2 separate regions of the Homo sapiens genome follow, and region 1 is linked to region 2. The links are chromatin loops, found by intact Hi-C in ENCODE. Cell type or tissue: sigmoid colon. All regions are shown on one strand. Links, peaks and the distances in the headings refer to the core of each region. The heading gives the core; the rest is flanking DNA.

The links. Peaks named below come from ENCODE experiments on the same cell type or tissue, not always from the same donor. Only the 100,000 strongest peaks of a DNase experiment are listed, where the experiment ranks them.
Region 1: it touches region 2 in a loop (2.1-fold over the local background); 6 of 110 quality-filtered maps call a loop at or near these places.

What each region holds. Positions count from the first base shown.
Region 1 is chr4:173,731,128-173,739,476 of GRCh38, reverse strand. No RefSeq gene overlaps it. Among named protein-coding and RNA genes, the nearest start is that of LINC02269, 160 kb to the left of the region's middle. RefSeq lists a silencer at 7,258-7,449. In sigmoid colon, for the core only: no CTCF peak of the experiment used is centred there; no DNase peak of the experiment used is centred there.
Region 2 is chr4:173,985,499-173,993,847 of GRCh38, reverse strand. LOC105377543 (a long non-coding RNA gene) reads left to right here and starts at 2,882. Exons shown (of 4, transcript NR_188468.1): 1 at 2,882-3,141. In sigmoid colon, for the core only: CTCF peaks have their summits at 3,330 and 3,530 (motif pointing right); a DNase peak (open chromatin) is centred at 2,837.

The DNA.
Region 1 (8,349 bases), core at 94-8,093, 250 kb after region 2:
TACTTGACTCAGCTTTTACTTATAAGAATTTCTCCTACAGAAATAGTAAGAGAGATGGTTGTACAGAATCTTTATTCTTTGTGTAGTGAAAAATTGGAAACAACCTAAGTATCCAGAGAATAGGGGGGAATATGAAACATTCATACTATGGTATGCCAAAAAGAATGAGTTAAGCATATAAATTGAGGTGGGAAAGTGTCTATCAGTTATCAAGTACTTGTGATTTCAAAAATGTTTATGCCTAAACATTCATAAATGGCTATTTTTAAAGTCTGGAGATACATACATAAACAATAGTTATCACCACCCAGGGGAGAAGGTTGGAAGAGAGAAAAAGTTTTAGGGAAGCTTACTTTTATGTATCTGAATCACTTGTAATTTTTAAGGTTATCAGGTATTAGTTTTATATTTAAAAATTGAAATATAAGATACCAACAATTCATTATAAGTCTGAGACTACAGGTGGATGATCTCTGCCAGTTGCTCACCAGAGAGGATGAACTATCAACTGTAACACTGGCTCTGTAATTATGCTCTGCTAGCTGGGGAAAGCACAGTACTATTGCCAGGGAAAGGACATATGAAAAGAGAACTGTTGGAAGTGCTATAGGAAGGCAACCAGGGGAGCTTACATTCCCCTAATTTACTGTTCCCCTACAGTAAGAGATTCATTCAAAGAACACTTCTAGCTTATCTGCCCCTATGCCAATTGTTTCCTAAGGGAAAAGGATAGAATTAACTAACTGATGGGTTTGGAGTAGAAAGTAAACAGGCCTGGATCAGCATTTTTCCTCATTCTCTTTAGGATCTGACCACATGCAGATGTTCTGATCTACTCTTGCTCATGTCACAGACTTAGTGGTCAAGACTCTATACCTAAATAGGAAGGTGGCCTGTGGTTGTTCAGAACTGCCTTGACTGAGAAGGTCTTGTGCCCAATTCTTGGGTTCCACTAGGAAATGTCTTATAACCACATAAGTCATGTCCCCCAACCAAGCCTTTATTAACTGTAACAAAGCTGTCATTTTGATTTTGACATGCCTGTTTCTTGGTCCCATCTCTCAATTAGTTCCAAACTCTGGAAGATTAAAGCAACTTAATTTATTATTAATGACAAATTCCAGATGCTTCTAGAGAGACATTATACAGTTCATATCAGAGTTTCATTCTTTTATTCACTTATTCAGTCAGCAAACACTGAGCTAGGCTCTGGGGATATAAAGGTAGAAAGAACAGAGAGACTACACTTAAGGAGCCCACAGTGTGTTTGGGAGAGAGTCATATTAAACAAATACAGCATTGTCTTCAGGCAACGGCAAGGTCAGAAACAGGTATGTAGAGGAGGTGATATAAGCTTAATTTTCAAACTGAGAAGATTACACTATGTTGGTGGGGGCAGTAATGAGGATATGGCACATCCGGCAGAGGGAAAAATACAAGTGAAGGCAAGAAAGTTCAGGAGAGCTTGGTGCGGTCAGGGCGCTCTATGAAGTTTGGTGAAAGTAAAGTGCAGTGTGTATATTGGGATGATGGCGACTGAAACTGAAAAAAGTTGATCAGATCTGCATTATGCAATACTGTGCATATTATGCTCATCTTGAATTCAATGGAGAAATCACTGAGGAATTTTTAACACTGAAGTAAAATGGCAAACTGTATTTTTGACAGATCATGCTGATGGCATGTGAAAGATAATGTTTCTTCATACCTTTAAAACCTTGACTTCTAATCAATTGCCATGTAAGTTCCCATGAAAATGTGGCAATTAAAGAAGATGTGCAAAATTAGCTACTGCCTCCTGAAAAATTTTGGCTGTAATTAGATATCATGTTGGAATCACACTGTTCTGCCAGCGTCTCAAACATAATAATAATAAAGATTGATTTTTCTACTTTTCATTGTATTCATCTTCCAAGGAGCCTCAAAAGCAGGTTGTAATTATTACTTTCTCCATTTTATATGTGACAAAAAGTACCCATAAAGGGATTAAGGGGTTATGCTCTAAGCAACAAATCAAAAAGTGAGCCTAAATTTTTAAATCTGATTAAGGCTACATAATGGTGGGTGATTTTCTTCCATATTGCAAATTCTTCCCATTATGATTTTCATTTTACTGTAACCATAACAATTAATTATGTTTGGAACATAAAATCTAACTATTTTCCCCTAAGCATGAATCCAAATTCAAAGTAAAATGAAATAACTAGTATAAAACAGGTTTTTGCAAAGGAATGAAGATAATATTTACCCCATATTTAATTCTTCTCTGAAACATTCCTAAACTACTTTCCTTTAGTGTAAATAGTTCATTTTGGTATTCTGTAAGGAGATCACACTGTCTTGTAACTAGCCTAGAACACTGGATGTCAGGCTAAATATAGCAGTACAAAGGTTTCAATAAACTTCCTGCATTGTGTCATGACTTCTACACATTGAAAGAGCCATACCCTACCAAACTGTTTGAAAGTCAAGAGATTCATGCACCACAGCCTTGCAGAGCTGATGGTCCCATCACTTAACCCTTTCCCAGGATTTGTACTTCTTTGCATTCCTGGTGTATACATAAAGCTTTCAAAAATAAACAATGCCGGGCAACATTTCAGTTCTTTGCTGTCTATTCTCATAATTGCACAACACTACTGCCTGCAGTTCTCTGTCACACTTTAAATATGGAAATATGTAGTGCCATTATTTTATACGTTTTAGTAATTTTTAAAAGTCATATCCAATAATTCTATTCTCATTCAATGAAAAGAATGGGGAAGATATCCTTTATGCTTCATCTAAGTGAAGTGCAGTGTGCATATTGGGATAATAGTGGCTGAAACTGAAAATATAAACACAATATCCCAATAGGTTCAACTTCTGAAGGGAAATATAAACATTACCTCTATAAAATGCTCTGGAGGGAGTTTATATCTCCCTCCAGAAGTCAGACCCTTTGGGATATTGTGGATAGTTGCAACTATCACCATATTTGCAATGTCTTATTAATTTGAATTAAATTATAATTTGGGTATCTGACCACATGTTTCAGTTCAGAAACTCAACTAATTGATATTTTTATGGTACACGCAATAAATATCTAAGTGTTTAAGTGGTAACATTATTAAAAGTAGCTGATAAAATTAGACAAAAATAAGCTGCTATAGATTTTTTCAGAGGAAATATTTAATCCAGTGTTCACAGAATTGTTAATGTATACTTCTCAGGTCTTTGGATGGCCATGGAGTATTTCATTTCCCTGGATGGAGGTTAAACAGTTATCTTTCAGTAAAATGTACATGAAACCCACATAATATCCTGATACTTTTATTTCCCCTTTTATCTACTCTTGATGCCAAGGAATTCTAAAGGGAAAGGATCCTAGCCACACACCATGTGTGCTCCCTGCATGTGAAGAGTGATGACTGGAAGCTAAAGCTTTGATTCTGCAAATGTTAGAGCTGAAGGGATCATCCAGGGATAGGACAACCTTGAGACAAAACCTAGTGAAATAAAACAAAAACAATGAGTGGTTTCCTAGATATTCCTAATAGTCCTTTATGAGATTCTAATGTGTTTCGTTAACGTGAGCTTGTTTTTCTGTTTTGAGGGGTTTCTGTTTTGGTTTGGTTTGGTAATTTCCGTCTTTGAGCCACTCCACACTTATTGGTTTTGGCTGGAAGTGCTGGTTCTGAAATACCATCATAAAGCCAGTTCTGGAAGCCATGCCAGCCAAAAGTCTAGACTTAGGAGTTTCAGATAAGGGTAATACATTTACTCATTCCAAAGTTTGCTAGATTGTAAGTGCCTTGAAAATTAACACCATATTTTTTGCCGTAAAATTATACATAGAAAGTGTTAAGTACCTCCTTCAAGTGCCATAGACTTCACATTAAATAGACAACAACTAATAATTTGAATATCATTAAATGAATAAAGGAAACATACCCTTTTATAAATGTTGCTGTCATTTTCTTTGCAATCTTCTCCTCATTTATCATCAAAGCACTACCTGGAATGGCACATTCAAAACTTGCCACAAGCAGCTTTCTTTGCTGAATTAATTGTTGGATTCAAATATGTCCATATGGCCGCCAGCCATGTTCTATTGAAGTGGTTTGCCTGTAAAAATGGAAAAAACATATTTCTATCCCCAGGGGAAGAAAAAGAAAAAAAACTTTTAAGGAACAAAACAAAATATAAAAGGCACAGAGAAATCTATCCTCTTGCCATGTGAGTCATACCAATTTAGAGGCATGTCCTAACATAAGCTCGTGTCCACTGGGAGAGAGGCTCTAAATCTTCAGCCCTGCTATGTGCTTCTTCCTCTGCATTTATTGCAGATGGCACCAATCACAATGATAGTAATCCTTGACATTACATAGCAACAAATGTAATGCACCGTTGAAGGTTCTTTCTAAATTAAGTAAAAGATCAATGTAAACCTACATTTACTTAGAATATTTATTTGGGGAAAATAACCCTGAGTAAATGAAACCTACATTTACTTAGAATATTTATTTGGGGAAAATAACCCTAAGTAAATGAAACCTACATTTACTTAGAATATTTATTTGGGGAAAATAACATGGAATCCTCTGAATATTTTAACAGGAAGCATCCAAATTGGGGCAGCTACAGTTGCCTTGAGTATTCCTCTAACATTTCCACAGGAATCCAGGGAGAGGGACAGGGTAGAGGTTCACTTCAAGTGGAGGCCGGAGAGCATGACCTAAATTTCCTCAGAGAGAAGCATATATGCACATAGAGCACCCACAGTCTCTGCCTTTAGTTCTTCCTGCTTGATGTCACGGATTGTGTGCTATGTATGTCTGGAGCCCCAGCAGCACTGTGCATGCCATGCACTGGGTGAATAAGAGTTTGATGAGTGAATAAATGAATGAATGACATCAATAACCTAACCACTGACTCAAATGGGGGGGGGGGGGAAGCCAACAGATCTATTAAATTTAAAGCTTTAATCTCTTGATAATAGTCTCTTAGGTTATTTTTTCTGTGGAACATCAAATACCTATAAGATATCCGTATGCCTGGATCCAATTCTTTTTCCATATGAATGATACTTCTTTTTCTCCTTGTAGCTCCAGAGTTAGGGCTGACACAATAATTGGCTTGGTTATGCTTAGAACACTTCTAAATGTGCTATATTTATGGTCAGGGCTGACACCAATATTGTTCAGTTACACTTGACCACATTTACTTTTCTATTGATTTTTCTCCTACTATATTATACAGGTAGCTAAAATTAGGAGCACATAACTATAGGTTATTTCTTTAAATACCCCCAAAATTCTTTGCCACTTTTATCTGCATCACCTGATGAACAGATAAACTGAATCTCAGACCTGGTGAAATGAACTGAAAGTTTATAACATGGTTTAATGAGTATTCATGTGTGACGTTATTTTAATGATTTTGTTTTTCTACCGAAGTAGAGTACAGTGTATGAGAGTCACGCCAAAAGGGCATACTGACCCCTTCTAATCTCTAGCGGATCTGTTATTCTCCTAATAAGGATCTGGTGCTGGACATTTGGTGATGGCATGGTATAATTTTAGGACTGAACATTTGGATGTGCAGAGTAAAAGGACAAAAGAGAACAGGCAATGACAACTTAATAATGCAAAAATAAAAAGCAGGCAAAATGACTTAGCACATTCAAAAGCTCATCAATTTTGCATTCATTTGGGATGCTAAACTGAATACATCACAGATTCTCAAGCAAATATCTATAATTCTATGCTCAGAATTCCTCTCAAGGAAAGGAAAAGATAATCAAATATATAGAAAAATAAGAGAAAACTATAACATTTAATATTTCTCATAATCTGTCCAATACAGCCCAATGCTTATTAACAAAACAAATAATTATACTTTCCTTGTCAACAGAATAGACAAAAAATTTATAGGAGAATAGGTTATGACAGTGAAATACACTATTTAATCACAAGCACATAAATTACATATTTATTGAATGTCTACCGGTTTTGCTTTATTTACATTATAGTTTTCATGTATTTTCCCAGGTAATTAGTAATTCCAGAATCCTTATATGGCCAAAGGTTGTCAAAATATAAGGCACCACAATATCTGCAAGGATAAACATTATATTTAGAGTTGAGTGGGGAAGACACACAATTCAGAAATTCCAATTCAGAATGATAAAATGCAATGAGATTCTCAGCAGGGACACTAACTCACTGGAGGAGGAGACAGGGAAGCCGCAGAAGGAAGATCTGGGAAGTCCTGACAGAGAAATCACAGCTAAATTAGGTCTACAGGCTGAATAGGAATGATTCGATAAAGTGAGGGTGGGGTGGGGGGGAGTGGGGATGAGGGTATAAAGGGAAAGGGGTCAGGAAAAATATTCCAGACAAAAGGAACAGCATCTGTGAAGGCCTAAAAGAAAGAGCAAAGCATGAAACGGAGAGAAACAGAAATAATTCATTATCAGTGAACATAAAGTTAAGAGCAGAACATGAGGAGAAGACTCGGGATGAATAGGGTCCCAATCATGAAGGGTCTTATAAGCCATGTTAGAGACACTGGAATCAATCCCAAGGACACAGCAAAGCTAGATAAAGGTCATCAATGAAGACATGTCAAGATCATATTAGCCCATTTTGAAATGTCATCCTCACTGCCTTGTGAAAGTGGATATACAGAAAGAGCAACCAGAGGTGAGGGAGAGGAGGGATGAGTTAGGAAGCTGTTCACAGATCTACCCAGGAAATGTTCATGACCTACTTGATGACAACAGCAACAGGATGGAGAAAAACAGGTGGCTGTGAGAGGTTTTAGGTGTTGAAAAAAAAAAAAAAAAAGCAGGATTTAGGGATTGACTATATGCGTGAGTGAGGGAAAGAGAAGATGCCCAGGATTTCAATATGGGCAGCTAAGCGGGTGGTCACATAGTTCCTTGGTATAGGTTGAGACAAGGAAGAAGAGATATGGGAAGAAAGGAAACAGGAGGAGGAGTTAGTTCACTATGTTTTGGAAGTTTTAATTTTTAGGTGTCTGTGAACTGTTTAACTGTAGATGTCCTGAAAGCATTTCAACCTAAAATTCTGGAGCTCAGGACTGAGGTCTGGGATGGGGATACAAATTTGGGATTAATCATTAGGGATCAGGGATTTTTTTTTTTTTTTTTTTTTTTGACAGACTCTTGCTCTGTCATCAGGCTGGAGTGCAGTGGCGTGATCTCAGCTCACTGCAACCTCTGCCTCCCGGGTTCAAACAATTCACCTGTGTCAGCCTCCCAAGTAGCTGGGATTACAGGCATGGGCCACTACACCTGGATGATTTTTCATATTTTAGCAGAGACAGGATTTCACCATGTTGGCCAAGATGGTCTTGATCTCCTGACCTCGTGATCCTCCCACCTAGGCCTCCCAAACTGCTGGGATTACAGGTGTGAGCCACCGTGCCAGGCCTGGGATCAGGGATTCTTAACCGGCAGTTCATGATAGGTTTCAGAGGGTTCCAGGATCACAAGAAATTACATGCAAAATGTTGTGCATATTTTCCCTTCTTTGCCTAGTTTGTTAAGGTGCAACATATTAATTTAAAGCTCTATTTTTTTCTGATATACAATATTTTACATATTTATGAGTTATATGTAACATTTTGTTATATGAATGGAGGGTGTAATGATCAAAACTCTATGTTATTTTCTAATGTGAGTATTTAATGTTATCAATTTCCCTGTAAGCACTGTTTTAACTACAGCCTACAAATTTTGGTATTTTATGTTTTCGTTGTCATTCAATTCAAAAAAATTCTGATTTCCTTTGAGATTTCCTCTGAGATTTCTTCTTTGATCTGTGGATTATTTAGAAATATCTTGTTCTATTTTTGAATATTCAGATATTTTCCACATATTTTTAATTGATTTCTAATTTAATTCTGTTATGCTCATATACTATATGTAATTTCAGTCTTTTAAAGCTTATCAAGACTTGTTTTATGACCCAGTATATACCTAACCACAGGAAAGTTCCTTATGCACTTGAAAGGGATGTGTGTCATATCATTGTTGGGTGTAGTCTTCTCTAAATGTGAAATAGGTCAAATTGGTTGTGGTGACGTTCAAGTCTTCTAAATCCTTTCTGATTTTCTCTCTTGTTCTATCAGTTACTGAGAAGTGTTGAAATCTCCAGATATAATTGTTGAATCATCTTTTTTTCAGTTCTGCCAGTTTTTGCTTAATATGTCTTAAATCTCTGTGTTTAGGTGCACACACATTAGGTTTGTTTTGCCTTCTAGATGAATTGACTCTTATAATTAAGGAAAGGTTGTCTTCATCTCTGGTAATATTCCTTGTCCTGAAGGCTGCTTTGTGTA
Region 2 (8,349 bases), core at 165-8,164:
ATGAAATTTATAAATTTATATAGTACAACTTATCGTAGTTTCCTTTGGTGAATCTGGATTTTCAATTATACTTAGAAAGTTTTTCTTCACCCAGAGAAGAATTTACTGATGCTCTCTTGTAGTGCCTGTATAATTCATGTTTACTTCCACATCTCTGATTTATTTGATGCAAAAGCTGAATCTAATTTTATTTTTTCCCAAGTGGCCATCTAGTTGTCCCAATAAATTTATTAAAAATGAGACAAAAAATTTTTTACCTCAGTCACTTGAAAAGCACCGTTACCATACACTAGATCTCCATATATAGCGGGACTATCTCTGGATTATTATTCTGTTGTGTTGGTCTTTTAGCCGTTCACACACAAGCATCACACTGTTTTGATTAAAATGCTTTGTAGTATGTTCTCTTATTTTGTAGGCCTAGCCCCTGCTAATTAATTGCCTTTCTTCTCAGTGTTTTTCTAGCTAGTCATCTGTGTTTATTGTTTCACATGAATTTAAGTACCAAATTGCCTAGCTCTGTTAAAAAGAAAGTCACTGGTATTTTTATTGGGATTACAGTAAATGTATAAATTAATTAATGGAGAACTGGCATCATCCTATTGAGACATCCAATGCTAGAATAGGGAATGTCTTTCCTGTTGTCATGAATACTTTTACTTCCAATAGTATAGTTTTCTTCTGTGAATATTTATTGTTAAATATATTCCTATGATTGCTTTTTGCCGTTGCTGCTGTAATTGGTTTTTGTTACTCCATTAAAAAGATATTTTAAGAGTTGGGAAGTTGTCTTTTATTTACACTTTTCCATCATTTGCTACAGCTTGCATAGGTGTAATTAGAAAGTTTAGTTCAAAATAATGTAAATGCTTGTTTTCTCCCGGCTTTCATGCCCGTTAAATCATCTCATTTATCTGCATTTCTTTATTTTTCAATTTGCATTTGCAATGCTTTGGGATAAACAATTTTTTAAGGAGTATATTAAACAATTGAAATTTTAAATAATTATTTCAATAATGTAATAAATCACTTTTCCAGTAAAGTCTTGTATTGTTTCTGAATTTTAGTGAACTCTCCCTGGAACTCTACGCTGTCTTGCGAATCACAGCCAAAATTAAATACTCATCAAGAAATAGACTGTTGTGGACAAAGGCAAGAAATGTTTTTTATTTTCATTATGAGAGGGACCAAGTTACAGTTTATCAGTTATGTACAAAGTGTTCTGCAGAAAACCTAGTTTCCTGGCATCATATTTATTATTTATTCTAGTGATTTATGTAGCTCAGTGACCTGGACAGATTGCTTCATTTGCCTATTTTTTAATCTAGCTCTTCCCACAACCCTATTTGGCTATGTTTTAACCATGACATGATGTTCGTACATGCCCACAAAGTGAGCCTACTTCCTTTGATCAACAGAACAACATCAAATGAACCTATTTTGGCTGACACGCAGGAAATATATTTTTCTCAGATGAAGTATGAATTATAGTGCTATATAATATGCTATTCAAAGTAGGAATTCCAATCTTTATTATTAAACAAGTCTTTCATTATTGTTTAAAAGATATGTAAAACAGCTCTTCATTGCTGTATTCACTTCCTGTTAAGTATGAAATACGCATATTTTTCCAGAAGGAGATTTTAAACATTATTTTTATTATTCTTAATTAATAACCATTGTGGACCTCAAAGTGTGAGACGTCTTGGCTGTAGCAACCCAGCAACTTTTCGCACATAAGCAACCTCATGTTCTGCACAGACAAAACTAAGAGAATAATCAGCTTTTGCCAAAACACAGTGCCCTGTCACAGGAAAGAATCATCTCTGATCACTGTCTGATCTTATTTCAGAGCACCAGGCATTGCAGATTACCGGAGAGATAGTTTATTTTTTCCCATAAGTCCCATTGCTAGAATTTTAAAACCCAAATTAAATTATTAGAACATCACAGCAAAATCCTGTTGTTGTATATTTTGAAAGGAAAAACAACAGAAATAGAAAAAGCAACCAGGAAGAGTGCTGTTAATTTCCTGAATATATATTAAATATTAATTTACTTAGATTCCCACTTTGAAAAACAAAGTAATGTTAGCCTACAGTTATAGCACTAAAATTATCTGTAAACATTTAAGAAAGTTTTTACTTTTGCCCCTTCAGCTTTGAGAAAACACATTATCAGCTATCTAAATGCAGACGATGTTGTATCACCAACATAAAAAGCAACACTCTGCCATTGGCATTTAGAGTTCTGACCTAGGTTATGGGCTTATAACACCATCTCCTTCCAGGAAGATTGGCTACATGCCACCAAGTATTTAGATACATATTACAAAAACAGGCTATCTGTACATCTCTCCCTGGAACTCTGCTCACTTGTGAACAACAGCCATATCTGGAGATATGGCATAATGTCAACAAAATATGCAAATACATGAATAAATGATTCCTTCTTTATCTGGCTATTTGGTGTTATTTATCACAGGCCATTGTAGCATGAGAAACTCCAAGAAATTCTGTTTGGAATTTCAAAGTTTTCCTAGGTTCAGCTAAGGATGGTGTGGGATTCCCGCTTTGGTTCCATTTTAATGACATTTTTGTGTCTCAAAAGTACTGAAACAGGAAGGTTTTCTGGGAAGGAAAGTATTTGACCAGGAGAATTTGTCTTTTGCTGTCACAATCTTCAGCTACCATTCAGCTAAATGTTGTTTGGAATAATACGGCCTTAATGCCCCTATCTCCTGCTGAATTGCTCAGACGGGTAGGAGATTAGAGTGAAAAGAGGTGCCGGTATTATCTGTGCGAATGCGCCAGGGGTCACGCTACACTAACAGGGCCGCCCCAGTCAGGGTGACAGAACCCAGCTGCTGGCTCCAGGCTCCATCGTCAGAAGGTTCCACTTACTGCAGAACTCTGTCTCCAGAGAGCGTGGATTCTAACTAGTTTTTTTCCACCTCTAAAAAAGTGGCTAGCTCATCATTATTGTCCTCATTTTTTAGGAAGGAACCACATGTGAAACCACTTACCTGTTTAACCCTATGAACTTGAAGAGAACATGTAATGCCACTTAAAATACCTAAGCTCGGGTTCTGCCTTCAGCGACTCCTGGTAGTAGTGCCCTTATGAGCCATTTATCAAGAAGGTAAGGTATTTGATTTTTTAAAAAATGTACACACATTCTCCACCATCAGATTTGATGTGACTGCATTCTACAAATTGTTTAGTTCTTTTTTATTTATCCTGGAAAAAAAGTCACATTCTCTGCACACGGATCATTGTGCACTTGCATTTTAACCTCCAAGAATCTTCTTGGTACTTTTTTTAATGTTTAAGGAAAATAGTTCCCATTTTTCCTCTGAACACTGCTTATTCATGGTAATCCTTTTTCTTTGTAAGATGGGAAGAAAATTCCCAGTCTTGTCTGGCTTAGGGCTAATTGTGGAAGCAGCTCTCGTTTGTTTTCTTGTTTGTTTCTGGGGGTGACATTCTTTGGGTCAAGGAACTCAGAATCTGGGATGCTGACTTTGCCAGTAGAGGGAGATAGAGCTATCTAACAGCTTTACAGGGCACAACCTAAGGCCAGACTAATTGTTTTGCATGAAGTTGTTTCTTAATGCTCTATCGATAATAAAAATTTTTTACATTGTTTTTCCTATAAAAGTGAAGAAGTAAATGAAACCATCCAGACCCTTCGAGGAGAACAAGTCAGGAGAAGCTTACTGGTTTACAAAGTAGTCTTGAAAAGTGAGTCCTTTTTGAAGGACAATTTTTAAAATTATGTTTATTAGACAACCATAATTTAAAAACATTATTAAAACAAAATTACATTTACACAGGGCCAAAAAGGGTGGGGAAAAATTCATCCTGGAGCTAAAAGCCCAAGGGAGCCCTCGGATTTGATTACTTATTACATGATAGGTATTTAAATGGTCTTGCTGTGTTACCGCATGGCATAGATTCTTCTCATCAGTGAATGCACTTGCACTGGGGAAGAAAACGCCTATGAAAGCATTTTTGGTGACCTATTTTTTCATTTATCAGCATTTGCAATTATAGTTAAGTGCTTCCAAAACAGGGTTTCCATCTAAGAAAGGTCCTGCTTTTATGTGATGCTTTTAACTTTTCAAAGTATTTTTATATGTACTATCTCATTTTAAAGTAGATCTGACACAACCCCAATCTATTAAGGAAGTGACCCTTTAAACCTAAAACACTCTGGCATTTTCTGAGCTAGACTTATCTTAGCTACCATTATAAAACTTAATGAAAGTAATGGTGATACTAAAACTTCCATATTCAGAACAAAATTTATCTAGGTAGAAGATTTGCAAGGAGCCATTCAGTTATTCTTTTAACATCCAGGGAGCTTTTACATTTTTATTTCAATCAGTTGAAGTTATCTGTTGTTTGCGTTAAAAGTAATACTGTCAAGAATTTTATTATGGCCACCACTGTGGCCGATAAACTGAAAATTTTGTAGAAAAAGGTTTTGTGAGTGTGTCCAGACTCATCCATAAAATAACAGGAAGTTTGAGTTGTCCATTTTTAAAGGTATTTTTTAGAATATGATACATTTTATCCTCTTGAAGAATTGCACCATGCCCTTTTTGAAGCATGTGCTCCCTCCATGGTATCTTAAGAAACACTGGATATTCCAACACTGTTTTTGATTGTCTAAATTTCTGTAGCTAGGAAACTGGGATGTCTAATCTGGTTCTTGTCCATCTTCTGGAATAACAAGGCCATTTTGTTACAGGCCAGCAGAGATATTGACTCTGTCAAAGTTGTTGATTCAATTCTGAATAACCATCCGAATGTGTATGGCTGAGTGGTTGTGCATTGAGTAGCGCTGAAAAATGAGGATGCTGGGTACAAGCAGTAAAAATCAATTGCTTCAGCTGGGCTAAAATTTCCTGGGGAAATGTTTTTCCCCAAGCTTGAGCCAAGTCTGAGATAAAAAAGCACTATTCTCATGTCCCGAAACTAAATTAGCAGAGAATCTGGGCTGGTTCCTTGATATTTCCAAACTCTGTCATTTTCTCTATGATTTGCTTAATTTTTCTAAGTTCGCTGCGCTTATAAATTCTATACAAAAAATTATTAATGGGGCTATGTGTAGTTAACATGCACAGAAATACATGTTCTTTTTTTTTCTAATTTAGGCAGGACACTGGAGCAGTTAATTTTGATTTAGTAATGTTTCCCATGCACTTTTATCATAGTGTAAGAGAGGGAATTATTTTGAAAGAAATTGCTTTTTACTTTTAAAATTTATGACATTCTTTGTTGGTTGAACTTGAGGAAATAATAGATTAATGGAGAAAAGTTACCATGTAAGTAACCACCCATTTCAGGAAAAAAATACTGATTTTATGTTTAAACAATTTTTTTTAATTGTACCTTAGTGCCAACATTGAAGTATTTTTAAATTTCATTTTATTATAATTGTAATTAATAAAGCCTGCAACAATCATATGTTTCTGTAGGTACTTATAGGGCTTTTATGAAGATTTAATGCAATAACTTATATGAAAATACTTAACTACATACAGAAAGTTTCTAGTTACTATTACTGTAGTTATTTTACTAAATATATTCAAGGCATCTTTGAGGTTCAACACAACCTTAGGGTTAGAATCTGAAACATAAAACAGAAAAAGACTGTTTTATCCAAAGGACCCAGATGAACTTCTTGAAATTAGTAAATCCCATGATATTCCTATTTTAATAAATGTTGTAAACTTAAGAATAAATATATGCGACCACTTTCAGATATGGCATTGTCTTTTTCACATCTTTCAGCTTCCAAATACCTCTGAAGTGCATATTTATGCTTTACTTAGCTGAGAAAACTGAGGCCGAAAGAGAGGAAGCTAATCGTTAAATTTCATAAATAGGTTAGTCTCAAAATGGCAATTAAATTTAAATCTTCCAATTTCAAGTCTGAGATTTCTTCCATAGCTCATTCATAGTTCCTGGTCTTATAGCTTCACATTAATTATTATTATCAGATTGTTTCCTTAATTTCCAGATATCTATACCAAGGTTGTGCTTTAAATGGAAAATCAGATGGCTGAGGTTTACTGACACATTTATTCTCTCTATAATTTCCTTAAATGTATTTATTGAGCAACTACTATGGGGTCAGATGCTATATAAGATGCTAAGAACAAAACAGGCAAAAACATCTGCTATCTTGGAGTGAACCTTCTGGGGTTGGGGAGTAAACTGGCGGTGGCAGGGGAGAAGAAACAAGACAAATAAGTAAAATATACAGTATGACAGAAGGAGCCAAGGAGAAAAATAAAACAGGCAAAGGAGCTAGAGTCTCAAGTGATGGAAGAGCTGCAGTTTTAAATAGGGTGTCCAGGCAAGGCCTTGCCAGGAAGGAGCCATTTGAATCAGGACCTGAAGCTGAGGAGTGAGCCTGGGGGAGAGCTGGAAGAAGAGGATGTTAGATTGCATGGCTGTGAGTTCCGGGAGGAAGAAGCATAACAGGACATGTTGGAACCAACAAGCAGCCCCTGGTATGAGTAGAAGTTCAGGTCAAGAAGTAGCAGAGGCTAGACCATGAGCTCTTACTCATAATGAGATGAGAAGTTATTGCAGGACTAAGGGCAGAAAAAATGTCTTGGTCAGATGTGTTTTAACATCATCACAGGCAGTTGTGAATACATTTAGGGAAGCAAGAACAGAAGCAGAAACGCCAGTTAGGAGGATATTGCAATGGTGAACAATTGGGGCTTCTAGTAGTGTGATGATGGGGGTGATGAGGTGATAAGTAATTAGAGACTAGATATATTTTGGAAATACAAACCTGTGACAGAGATCATAGGCTGTCTTCCATAATCTGTTCACCCCTTCCTCTTGGTCATATGGGTGCCCAGCTAGAGACTACATTTCCAAGCGTCCTTTGTAGCAAAGATTGTCCATATGACTAGGTTCTCACCAGTGAGATGTAAGTAGAAGAGATGTGTGCAGACTCCAAGCTATCTTCCTAATGATAATTGCCCTGCATTTGCTTCTCCTTTTTCCTTCTTTCTTTCTAGAAACCAGGGCACTTGGAATGTTTTGAGGGAGGCAGATCTGTCCCCGTCATGGAGCACTGACTACCATCTTCCCTGAACTCTTACGTGAGGAAGAACAAACCTCTAAGGTTGTTAGCCTCTATTTTGTGATCTCCTTATTAGAGCAACTGAGCCTATACCCTAACAAATAGACATTCATAAGATTTGCTGATGGATCAGATGTGGATGGGAGACAAAAAGAAGAGTTAAGGATGGTTCTAAGGCTTTTGGCCTGAGCAAAATGTGTCATTTACTAAGATGTAGAAGACTATGGGAAGAACATATTTGGCAAGAAGATCAAGAATACAATCTTGGGCATGGCACACTGGAGATGTCTAGTTGACATATCTTTTAAAAATAATTTTTCATTAGCCAAACTAGTACTTGCTTTAAAAAAAAACCCACTAAGATCTCTAGGTGCACTAAGCATTGCACAAAACTAAAAGGAGATACTCTCCTATTTTCTAGTGGTTCACAATTTAATGTAAATCCTACAATGGGCTGAATGTCAGATCAAAATTATACCCCATATTTAGAAATTTCTGTAGAGGAACCCATTCAAGGTTTAATTGAAATGCCATTATTACTTAAGCTACTTTATACAAATTATTCTGCTAGAATACCTTTATAATTGTAAAGATCTCAAAATATAGTTATTTACTATATACAAATATTATAACCCATCTCTTCTTTATGCACAAGCCAATTTTATGTGAACGTACGATTGTACCTTTTAAAACTGAGCAGAGAGGGTTTTATTGAAAATCATTTTGCATAGCTTCAATCTAGTCCAAAGGAGTGATGTTGCTCTTAGCTACTTTTCCCATTGTTGTCTTCTCTATAATCCACTCTGCCCAATTAATAACAAGGTCAAGGCCAGAAATTAAGAGGCAATATAGGGACAGTGAAGGAAAATGTTTCTGATCACTAGAGGATCACTTACTTTATGCATTTATCTATCTTCTTCATGTACATTCTTTGCATTCCATCTCTGCACAGAGTTCTCTTAAAGTCCAAGACTGACACCCAAGGCCTATACATTCGTCCGACAGATCTTGTTTGGGGCCTGTCTCGGGGACCTGTGAATGCCAACTTCTTTTTCTATCACTTTCTCAGATCACTTAGGTCACATGCTCCATCACCTCAATACCATCTTTTCTGTTACTTCCAACATTATACAATTTGAGAAACTATTCTCCAAACAGAAGAAGGCTAGAATACCAACCCTAGTCTCCTCCTGCACTTAGTCTGGACATTTTAATAGTGACATTGTACAGACTTCA